Regions from separate parts of the Homo sapiens genome. Here region 1 is linked to region 2. Evidence: chromatin loops called from intact Hi-C (ENCODE). Cell type or tissue: gastrocnemius medialis. All regions are shown on one strand. Links, peaks and the distances in the headings refer to the core of each region. The heading gives the core; the rest is flanking DNA. Region 1 overlaps SLCO4A1 (solute carrier organic anion transporter family member 4A1). Region 2 overlaps MIR1-1HG (MIR1-1 host gene).

What was found. Hi-C counts contacts between places; a loop is a spot of excess contacts. Peaks named below come from ENCODE experiments on the same cell type or tissue, not always from the same donor. Only the 100,000 strongest peaks of a DNase experiment are listed, where the experiment ranks them.
Region 1: a loop joins it to region 2, with 2.6 times the contacts of the local background. A loop is called at or near these places in 1 of 110 quality-filtered maps.

Annotation. Positions count from the first base shown.
Region 1 is chr20:62,645,699-62,650,070 of GRCh38, forward strand. All of the region lies in intron 1 of SLCO4A1 (solute carrier organic anion transporter family member 4A1), which reads left to right. SLCO4A1-AS2 (SLCO4A1 antisense RNA 2) reads right to left here. Exons shown (of 2, transcript NR_183965.1): 2 at 3,263-4,372. Among named protein-coding and RNA genes, the nearest start is that of SLCO4A1-AS2, 4.3 kb to the right of the region's middle. RefSeq lists an enhancer at 2,443-3,016. In gastrocnemius medialis, for the core only: CTCF peaks have their summits at 2,419 and 2,699; DNase peaks (open chromatin) are centred at 1,653 and 2,423; H3K4me3 peaks cover 526 bases; H3K27ac peaks cover 4,000 bases.
Region 2 is chr20:62,557,229-62,561,600 of GRCh38, forward strand. The region is part of intron 2 of MIR1-1HG (MIR1-1 host gene); the gene reads left to right. Among named protein-coding and RNA genes, the nearest start is that of MIR1-1, 5.1 kb to the left of the region's middle. RefSeq lists enhancers at 1-363, 1,234-2,105, 3,894-4,372. In gastrocnemius medialis, for the core only: no CTCF peak of the experiment used is centred there; DNase peaks (open chromatin) are centred at 375 and 1,723; H3K27ac peaks cover 4,000 bases.

The DNA.
Region 1 (4,372 bases), core at 285-4,284, 89 kb after region 2:
GCCCAAGCGTAGGGTGAGACTTGGCACCAGTGGCTGGGGTCGCTTTTGGGTGCCAGAGAGCCCAGATTCCTCTCCCTCCCACGCGCAGCCAGGCCCTTCCTGCCCACGGACCTTGCCTTTTCTTGGTGGTTTTTCTAATCTGGCAAGCCTTGGGGGGCACCTGAGGCATTGCCCCTCTGGCCCAAGCCGCAGGGAGAGCTTGCGATGCTTTGGGTGGCGTGTGTCGTCCAGTCTGCCCCAGGCTCACTTGGGGCCCTTGCATTTGCCACTGGACTCTGCCTTTCGGGAGGCGCTGTGGACCTGAGATTTGGACCCATGGGCCTAGGAGGCCACCTGGGAGGAGAGTGGCCCAGCTGTGCCAGGCAGGTTCCTCATCTGGACAGAACCTGCTCCCTGCAGCCTCTCAAGCTCCCCGAGGGCCCTTCTGGGTCTTGTCTCTCCCACACATTGGGGGTCAGGTTTGAGCCCCTTTGCTGGCGGACCTCTGAGCTGCCCGCCCTTCCCTCCCACCACCCGCCCTGCCTCCTGTGGTGCACAGGGCTCTCCTGGAGGAGGGAGGTCCTGGGCATCCCCTGCCTCCTCACCTTCACCCTCAGGAGTCCCAGAGCCCTGGCTGCTCTGCACAGCAGGCTGGGAAGCAGGCCCTGTGCCCAAGGACTAGCCTGAGAACTGGGGAGGTCCTTTCCTCTTCCCCAGAGGACAAAGAGAGCTGTGAACACCACGGGTCTGTAAAGGGGTCCCCCCACATGCAGGAAAACATGAGTTGTGGCATCACTTACGCCTTCACTCACCAGTAGCCGAGGCACAGCGGGGGTCCTGAGCATGGGCAGGGCAAGCCACTTCCACCCCAGCCATGGAAGGAGGCTGAGGAGGCCAGGGCAGCAGTGGGGACCTGCGGCAGGCAGGGCCTGCAGGGCTCCGGGGCCGGACAGGGTGGATTTCCATTCTGAGTCTGTTTCCCATGAACTCCAGTGCTGACTGGGCCCACTTTGAGTAGGACGCTCAGTGGCTCATTCTCATTCTCATGATGTCTCTGTTATGGGTGGAAACTGAGGCAGAGAGAGGCCCGTGACCTGCGTGGCTTGGAGCCAGCCTCCGTCTTCTTCTCAAACATGCCCTTGAATGGCAGGAGAGTTTTCAGTTCCATGGATGGGATGATGAGTCGGAAGGAAGAGTAAACCTGCACACACCCGTGGCTTCACCCGTCCTCCCCACGCTCCCAGGTTCAGTGGGTGGAGACTGGGTGCAAGCAGGTTGAGGGACAGGTCCTTCTGGGCTGGCCCTGCTGCCGCACCCTGGCTCCCTCTTGCTCAGACAATCCTTCATTGTCGGCCCCATACAAAGCAATGGCTTCCTGCCTGCTCGCCTGTGCGAGGTCACCAGGTATGCAAATTGGGGTGTACCAGGCACAGCTGAGGCCCCCATATGCTGATCCCAGAGTCTGTGCCTCAAGCTAAAGAAGTGAAAGCTCCTTTCATTCATTCATCCAGCTTGAGGAAGAGACCCTGGAGTGAATTTGGAGATAGAGGAGAGAGTCCCAGGTGTCTTGGGGGGCTGGTGTGGCAGGGGAGGCAGCTGAAGATGGTGTGGGGAGCAGGCAGGTGCTCAGGGCGGGGCTGGGTGCAGGGCAGGCATGTGGCTGTGGCTGGCAGCCTCAGAGCCGTCAGGTGCCAGGAGGAGGGACTCGGCTTTGCCAGGCAGTGCCTGGGCTGGAATCTGAAGAGAAAGGAGAACTGAGACCCTATGGTCCTGCCTGGCCTCCAAATTCTGAGTGGGGCCTGGAAGCCGGGACTGGGACATCCCCTAATGTGGAGGGGTGCTACCCACCCAGCCCAGCTCCAGGCCTCCCTGGGGACATTTGCTGGGCCACAGTAGGTCAGCCAGGCCAGGCCCAGGGGCTGGCAAGCTTAAAATAGTTTTCTCAGAGATCCTGCGTCCTTTCCACGCACTGCGCTGAGAGCGCTTTGCAGGGAGCCAGGCTGGGAAGTAAGTGCATGGGGCCTAGGGAAGTAGGTGGGCTTCTAGAAGTGGCACAGGCCGGGCTGTGTCAGCTGCCCACACACGGGGATACAGGCTGGCACCCCAGTTCCCACAGTCTGGGCTGTGCCAGCCACCCGCACGTGGCCACTAGCTCCTCCCAGGTCACTGTCCTGGCTTGAGAGGAGGGGGAGGAAGAGGTCAGCCGGATTCGCCTCTAAAAGACCCTAGCAGAGGAGTCAGGGCCTCCTATCCCGGAGATGCAGCTGACTGACCAGGCCAGCATGAGGAAATCGGAAGAGAACTCTGGCCCCCATGGCCTCCTCCTAAAATAGCGGGCACTGACCCATACACAGGCGCACACGCACGCATACACCCTCCCCAGGCCTGCCCCCAGCCGGAGGCTCCAGGGACACATTATCCCCCGGCTGATCGCCTTGGCCTAATTCACACCCTGGCTGCCAAGGCCTCTGGCAGCAACATCCCCCCTTCCTCCCCTGCGGGGTTGTTGTGGGTTAGAGCAGGGACAGGGCCTGAGGGGGCTAAGCTCCCAGGGAAAGGGCAGCTGGCTCTCTAGATGCACCGGAGGGGCGGGGTGGTTTGCGTTTCTCTCGGGCTGAGAGCCACCTAAGGCTCCGCCTCAGATGTTCTCCCATGGACAGAGGCATCAGGGCAGTGGGGAAAGGATGGGCCGAGAGGTGAGTGGGTGCCCTGGGGCGGGGCAGCCACAGGGGGCCTGAAGTGGCTCACGGGCGGGGCCACCAGTCAGGGCTCCGGGCCTGGGCACATGGGCAGGCTCTGCTTCCAGGGGCTCCTTCCCACCTGCCGGCTGCATGGGAGCCGTGTGGCCGGAGCCCCAGGGGAGACCTTGTCCCTCATTCTGGAGCAGCCGTCAGGAGTACAAGGCCATGGGAGAGGACCCTACTCCATGGAGGTGATGGACCCTCCTCCCGTGATGGGGCAGATTTCAGTAACTGTGTGTGCACAGGAGAGCTCAGCTGGTTCAGGCCTCCAGAAGGTTCCTGGGCAGCGATGGTGGTGGTGTGCTGTCAGAGCCTCCTCCCTAAGCCTGGCTCCCAGGGCCTTGGCTGATGACTGGAATTCACTCCAGGCTCCGGGCCTCTTGTCCCCACCGGCCAGGCGGTTCTGATTCGCAGCCATGGGCAGCTTTTGCACCCAGCTCTCGAGTGACCGCCCCTGGGCTCCTCGTGGGTGCGACAGTGTCCTGGGAGTCCCTGAAGCCCAGGTTTCCCACATAGCAGGCGTTAGGAAGTCGGTACCAAAGTATGGAAGGACTGGCTTGTATTAGTCTGAGTTATCCAGAGAAACACAACCAACAGGATAGGTGGAAAGAGATTTATCCTGAAGACCTGGCTCAAGCACTTATGGAAGGGGCAAGTCCCGAGACCTGTCGTTGGCAAGCTGGAGGCCCAGGAGAGCTGATGGTTTCGGTCCAGTCTGAGTCTGAAGGCCCAAGAACCAGAGAAATGCTGCTGCAGGTTCCAGCCTGAAGGCTGAAGACCCAAGAAGAGCTGGCATTTCAGTCCAAGCCCAAAGGCAGGAAAAGACCGAGGTCCCAGCTGCAGCTGTCACAGGAGGAGGCCCTCTCACTCAGCCTTTGGATCTATGTAGGCCCCCAACTGATTGGACGAGGCCCACCACCCTGGGGAGGGCCACCCTTCACATGCTAATCTCACCTGGAAACACCCACAGCACACCCAGAACGATGCTTGGCTAAATGTCTAGGCACCCAAGGCCCACTCAGGTTGACACATGAAATTCGCTATCACAGTGCTCTTGGCCCTGACCCTGAGACCATCGCACATAGCGTCAGAGGCTGTAGAGTGGGCCCTGCAGAGGCCAGGAAGCAGATGCCCTGGTGTTAGATGCAGTCAGGGTGTTCAGATGAGGATGACAGTGGACTCGACCTGGGATGCTGACAGGAGCCAGGGTGGCCTGGGGGCTGGCCGCTGGCCTGTCCTTCACAGGGGGTGCAGTCTCCTGCACCCCATGGCTGTCCCATCCCTGCCCCGGGTCTCCCACCCCCTCCTCTGCCACGTGGCTGCCACTGCCCGGCCTTCCACAACTGCCTTTCAGCCTCACCCCATCTGCAGACTCCTCATTTGCAGCACCGGGGTTCACCTGCATCTGGCCTCATCAGCAGGTGCAGTCTTATCTGCGTATAAACCAGCCCACCCCATGCAGCCAGCTTGGGATGAGAGGACGGTCATGGGGTCCCCGTGGCCCTTGGAGGGAGGCCTTTGGAAGAGGCAGGTCCTTTGAATTTGGTCTGGGGTCAAGGCTGCCTGCAGCTCCCTCCCCAGCTCCGTAGTGGGGGCTGTATCCATGCATCAGAAGAAGCTGCTGCCTTTTCCGGGGGAAGCTGAGGGTGTGG
Region 2 (4,372 bases), core at 124-4,123:
GTGTTTTATTGCACAAGCATTCAAAGCAGGCGCAGCGGCTGGTGAGAGCATTCGCGAGAGGTGCGTCGGCAGTCTCTGTGAAACTGTCGGGCTCACATGGGGAACGTTGCGTCGAAGAATAAACTGCTATCAAGCATGATTAGATTGACCCACAGGACAGATATTTTAGATGCCGCAGCCGGAGTCAATCAAAATGAACATCACTCGAATTGCAAATTTTACCCAAAAAATGCTCTAAAGTAAAAATGAGAGAACCTGAGTGGCCCGAGCCATCTTCAGGGCCAGGGCGTGGCTGGGCAGTGCTGGCCTGAAGGGTTTCTGGGCAGGGATGGCCAGAGGTGGGCGGGGCGGTGCAATGCCGTGAGTCGCTGCCACCTTCGCATGAAGGGTAACCCAGCAACCTGAGGGATTTTGTGCTGACTCAGCCCCGCCGTGCACGTCCGACTGCAGAGGCCTCCCGTGCTCTCTGCAGCCCTGCTCCTGCCTTTGATGCCCCCGGGCAGGATGCTGACCTCGGGGTGGCTGGGCTTGGGCCCCAGCAAGGGAGGCTCTTGGACAGGAGCACAGGGCTTTGTGAGGGGCCCTGGCCTTGCCCACTGTCCTTGGCCAACCAGCAGCCTCTGTCCCTGTGAACTGGAGGCATCGCACCCAGGAAGAGCTGGGCATGGCTTTTGGGAAGGGAAGGCACCCGCAGACAGTATCAGCAGCTCCCAGAGCCTCGTGCTGTCTGCTCCTTCCTGAGGTCCCAGGCCCAGCTGGCCAGAGCTTGGGGCTGGGAGGGCCCTCCCCGGAGGCCCCTGGGTGCCCAGGGAGGACTCTGCCTTTGGGGAGGACTCTGCCTTTAGTGCTCAGAGTCCCCAGCCGGCTCTGACCCCTGGAAGCCCGTCCTGCTGAGTGGGGAGGGGCGGTGACTGCAGCAGAGGAGTGGGGCAGGCTGCTGCCGAGCTGCCGCCTGGGATGCTGCAGAACACCGCAGGAAGCATGCAGGGCTGCGCGTCTCAAGGGCAGGGATCAGAGGGCCACCTCTGGCAGCTCCACCGCTGGCTCCCTTAGATAGAGGGACACAGGGCCGAGGTTCCCACACAGCGGTCACTGCAAAGGCACTGTGAGCTCGACTGATTCACCCAGGTTTCAGAGGCACCACTAAGCCTCAGGCCAGGTCTGCTCCCTGCACCAGGCGGGCTGCCCCATTGGGGTGCAAGTGTGTGATGCTGAAGGACAGAGATGCTGGGGGGGACACTGGGCCTCTCAGGCCTCCTGTGTCTACCCCAGGGAGAGAACATGGGAGAAAGAGCCCTGTTTCAGGAGTGCTGGGTGCAGAGGTCACTGGCTGCTCCCTGGCCAGGAGGTGGTCACCCAGAAGCCTTGGCGGTGGGAGACTGGGGTCCACTCCTCACAGGGTCGAGCGACTCCTTGGCTGGGACTGGAGGCAGGTGTGTGTGTGTGTGTGTGTTTGCATGGGCATGCACGGAGGACGATTTCTGGGATGACTGGGACAATGACCCAGAATATTTTTAACAGCGGCAGGAGAGGGGGTAGAAGGCAGCTGTCCCTGGAACCTGTCCCCGGGGGGCCCCGTGGGGATGTTTTGAGGTTGAAGGACGCCCAGGACAGTTGCACCGTGTGGCGCTTGTTGTCCTGGCAAGCCGATGCCCTCTGTCATGCCCAGATATGGCTCCAGGGCTGCATGTGTCTCCCCAGCTGCCCGCCCGCCCACCACGCCAGTATAAATAGTCCGCGTTCTCAGCTGTCCCATGGAGAGGCTGAACTCGGATGACTCTGCCGGAGCTCTAGGAGTGCCCCCGACCCCGCCCACTGCCTAAGTGCCTGAGGCCAGCAGCTGTAGCGGGACAGAGGCCGGGTGAGGCTCTGGGCTCTTGGGCTCTGCCTCTGTCTCTCCCTCCTCACCTGCCCCCTTGGAGGGTGTCAAGTCCAGGAGGGACCCAGCTACCTTCTGTCGTCCCTTCCCCAGGGCATGGCGGGGACTTTGCCCACTGAGAGTGAAGAGGGACAAGAATCCCCACCCTGGGAGTGGGTGCAGGGAGCTGCTTGGTTCCCTGGCCTCGGGCTCAGGCCTGCAGCAGGCGAGACTGTCGCTGGGGTCCCTGCTGCCCCTCCCTCGGGTACCTCCTCACCTGTCCCGGCCCTCCTCCCACATCAGCTGTAGCAACACACTCCAGAGGCCTTGCAGGCCCGAGCACCAGCTTGCCAGGCCCCTTCCCAGGGGAACTGGCTTTCCCTCCACCCTTAACTCAAGAAGTGACTCTCTAATGGTAGAATTTCAAACACCTCCAAGGCCTGTGGAGCTGATGCCCTTGAGTGTGGGCAGGAAAGGCCCATCCTGTGTTCCTTAGACATGGGGTGCTGCACCCCACCTGAGGACTGATGAGGACATGTCCCGCAATGTCTCTGCACACTGGGTGGCCTCACTGAGCCAGAGGGAGGGCAGGGAACACCGGCAGAATCGAGAGCCCGACACACACTTGTGCGTGGAGCTGGGGCCTTCCTTGGTGTCCCAAGGCCTGCGGTGGCCACATGGATGCCCCTGTCATTTCATCTGTGGCCATCCCTGAGGTCCTGGCTTAGGGATCTGTTTCTGCAGGTGGGCAGGAGCGGTGGGCAGGTGCCCTCCCACCCACAGGAGGGGGCTCCAATCAGACTCTGTGCACCAAATGGCTTTTCCTTATCCTGGGACACGTGGCCGTTCATTTGTCCCCGAGCTGCCAAGCCCTCTCTCTTGACCTCGGGTCTCTCTGATCCTGTTCTCAGCCAACAGCCTTCTTCAAATTAAACCAGCTTTTACCGCGGCCCTATTTTTGAGATCATAAGACACAAAAGTCTATCTTGCCATTTTTGCAAAGAACAGCTAAATAATCATGTGTCCCCTCCCGCCCTGCCTCCCCCCAGCCTGCCCCCTGCTCTGTGGGTCTATTTGAGGCGAAATTTATCTCTAGGAAGGGACCCATCAATTTGCCTTGCTCTTTTGTTGACAAGTTTATTAAAAACCCGGGCAACTCTGTATTAAACTTTTATCAGTGTTGAGAAATAATACATTTCTTTTTTTGAATAGATAGAAAAGTTATGGATTTGGGCTGAGCGGGTCTTGTTCAGCATTTGGCTGAGTCAGCGTTGCTGATGATAAGAAACAAGCCGTTTTGGGGTGCAGGGTTTCCTCTTGCCTTTTAATTAGGGGTCTCTCTGCAGACTGCCCTGTGAGAGCCAGAACCCCAAAGGCTCCTGCAGAAACCCCAACGGGGGCTGCCCACACACACCAGGCTCACTGTAATTCTTTGCTATCTATTTTAATAATTAACCAAAATCTGGAATTAAAATTTAATTCAGTGGTGAATCTGAGTGCTAATAGGTAATGGTGCTGCATGGAGAAATATTAGGTTATTGACATTTAAATTTTAAAAGCTTCATAGCAAGAAACAAAAAAAGCATCCAGATGGGAGTTAGCAATGTCCTCCCCTGGTGGGAGGGGAGGGGCCCCTGTCCTGCCCCACTGTGAGTGCAACTGGGGTTGAGGGGGGAGGAGGGGAGGGGCCCCTGTCCTGCCCCCCGGTGAGTGCCTGAGATTGTGGGGGAGAAGGAGAGGGGCCACCCTTGCCTTCATCTTGGGTCCCTGAGTCTCTGTGGGGGCTTTGGCAGGGGCAGGGCTGTGCTCTGCAGTCTCTGAGGGCAGTGTCTTTGCTGCGGGTGTGACCTGGTGTTGGTTGTCCTTGAGGGGAAGTCGTTTGGTGCCGCATCTTCACCAAGGACGCTGGTTGTAGTGTCCCCTGTGCTGGGGCAAGAGACACCTTCCCCTGGGGGTCCTGTGTGGTTTCTGCCCAAAATGGCCACCGTTCCCCGAGGTCCTGGGTGAGGGCTTTTGGGTGCAGCAGGAGGGACTGTTGGCTTCCACCGCCCTTGAGGGGCAAGTGCCCAGGGACCCCGGGCCAAGCTCAGACCCGGCCATGGCATGACCAAGATTCAGGCCACACGGGGCTGGTGCTTACACATGGTCATTCACACTCCCACATGGAGGACCTGAGGCGCAGAGGGGCTGCAGAAGTCCCCAAGAACCCCTGGCTAGGTGTGTGGCACTCTGTGCCCGGGGTCCCCCTCTGCCCCACCAGATGTCGACCTGGGGACGGCTGCGGCTGCAGGGGAGGGCCCGGCGGTGCGTTTCACACTTGCTCCTACTTCCGCCTTCCAGGGCTGTGGGGCTGCCTCCCCTCTAGGGTCCAGCGCAGGGGCTGGGGCCCTACCAAAGGTAGGAGGGGCTTCCGGGATAAGATGGCAGGCGTGGCTCTGGCCCTCCTGCTCCCCTGTGTCCTCACCCCTCGGGGGTCCGTGGGTGAGGCTGCTGCAGCCGTGAGTCTCAGTGACA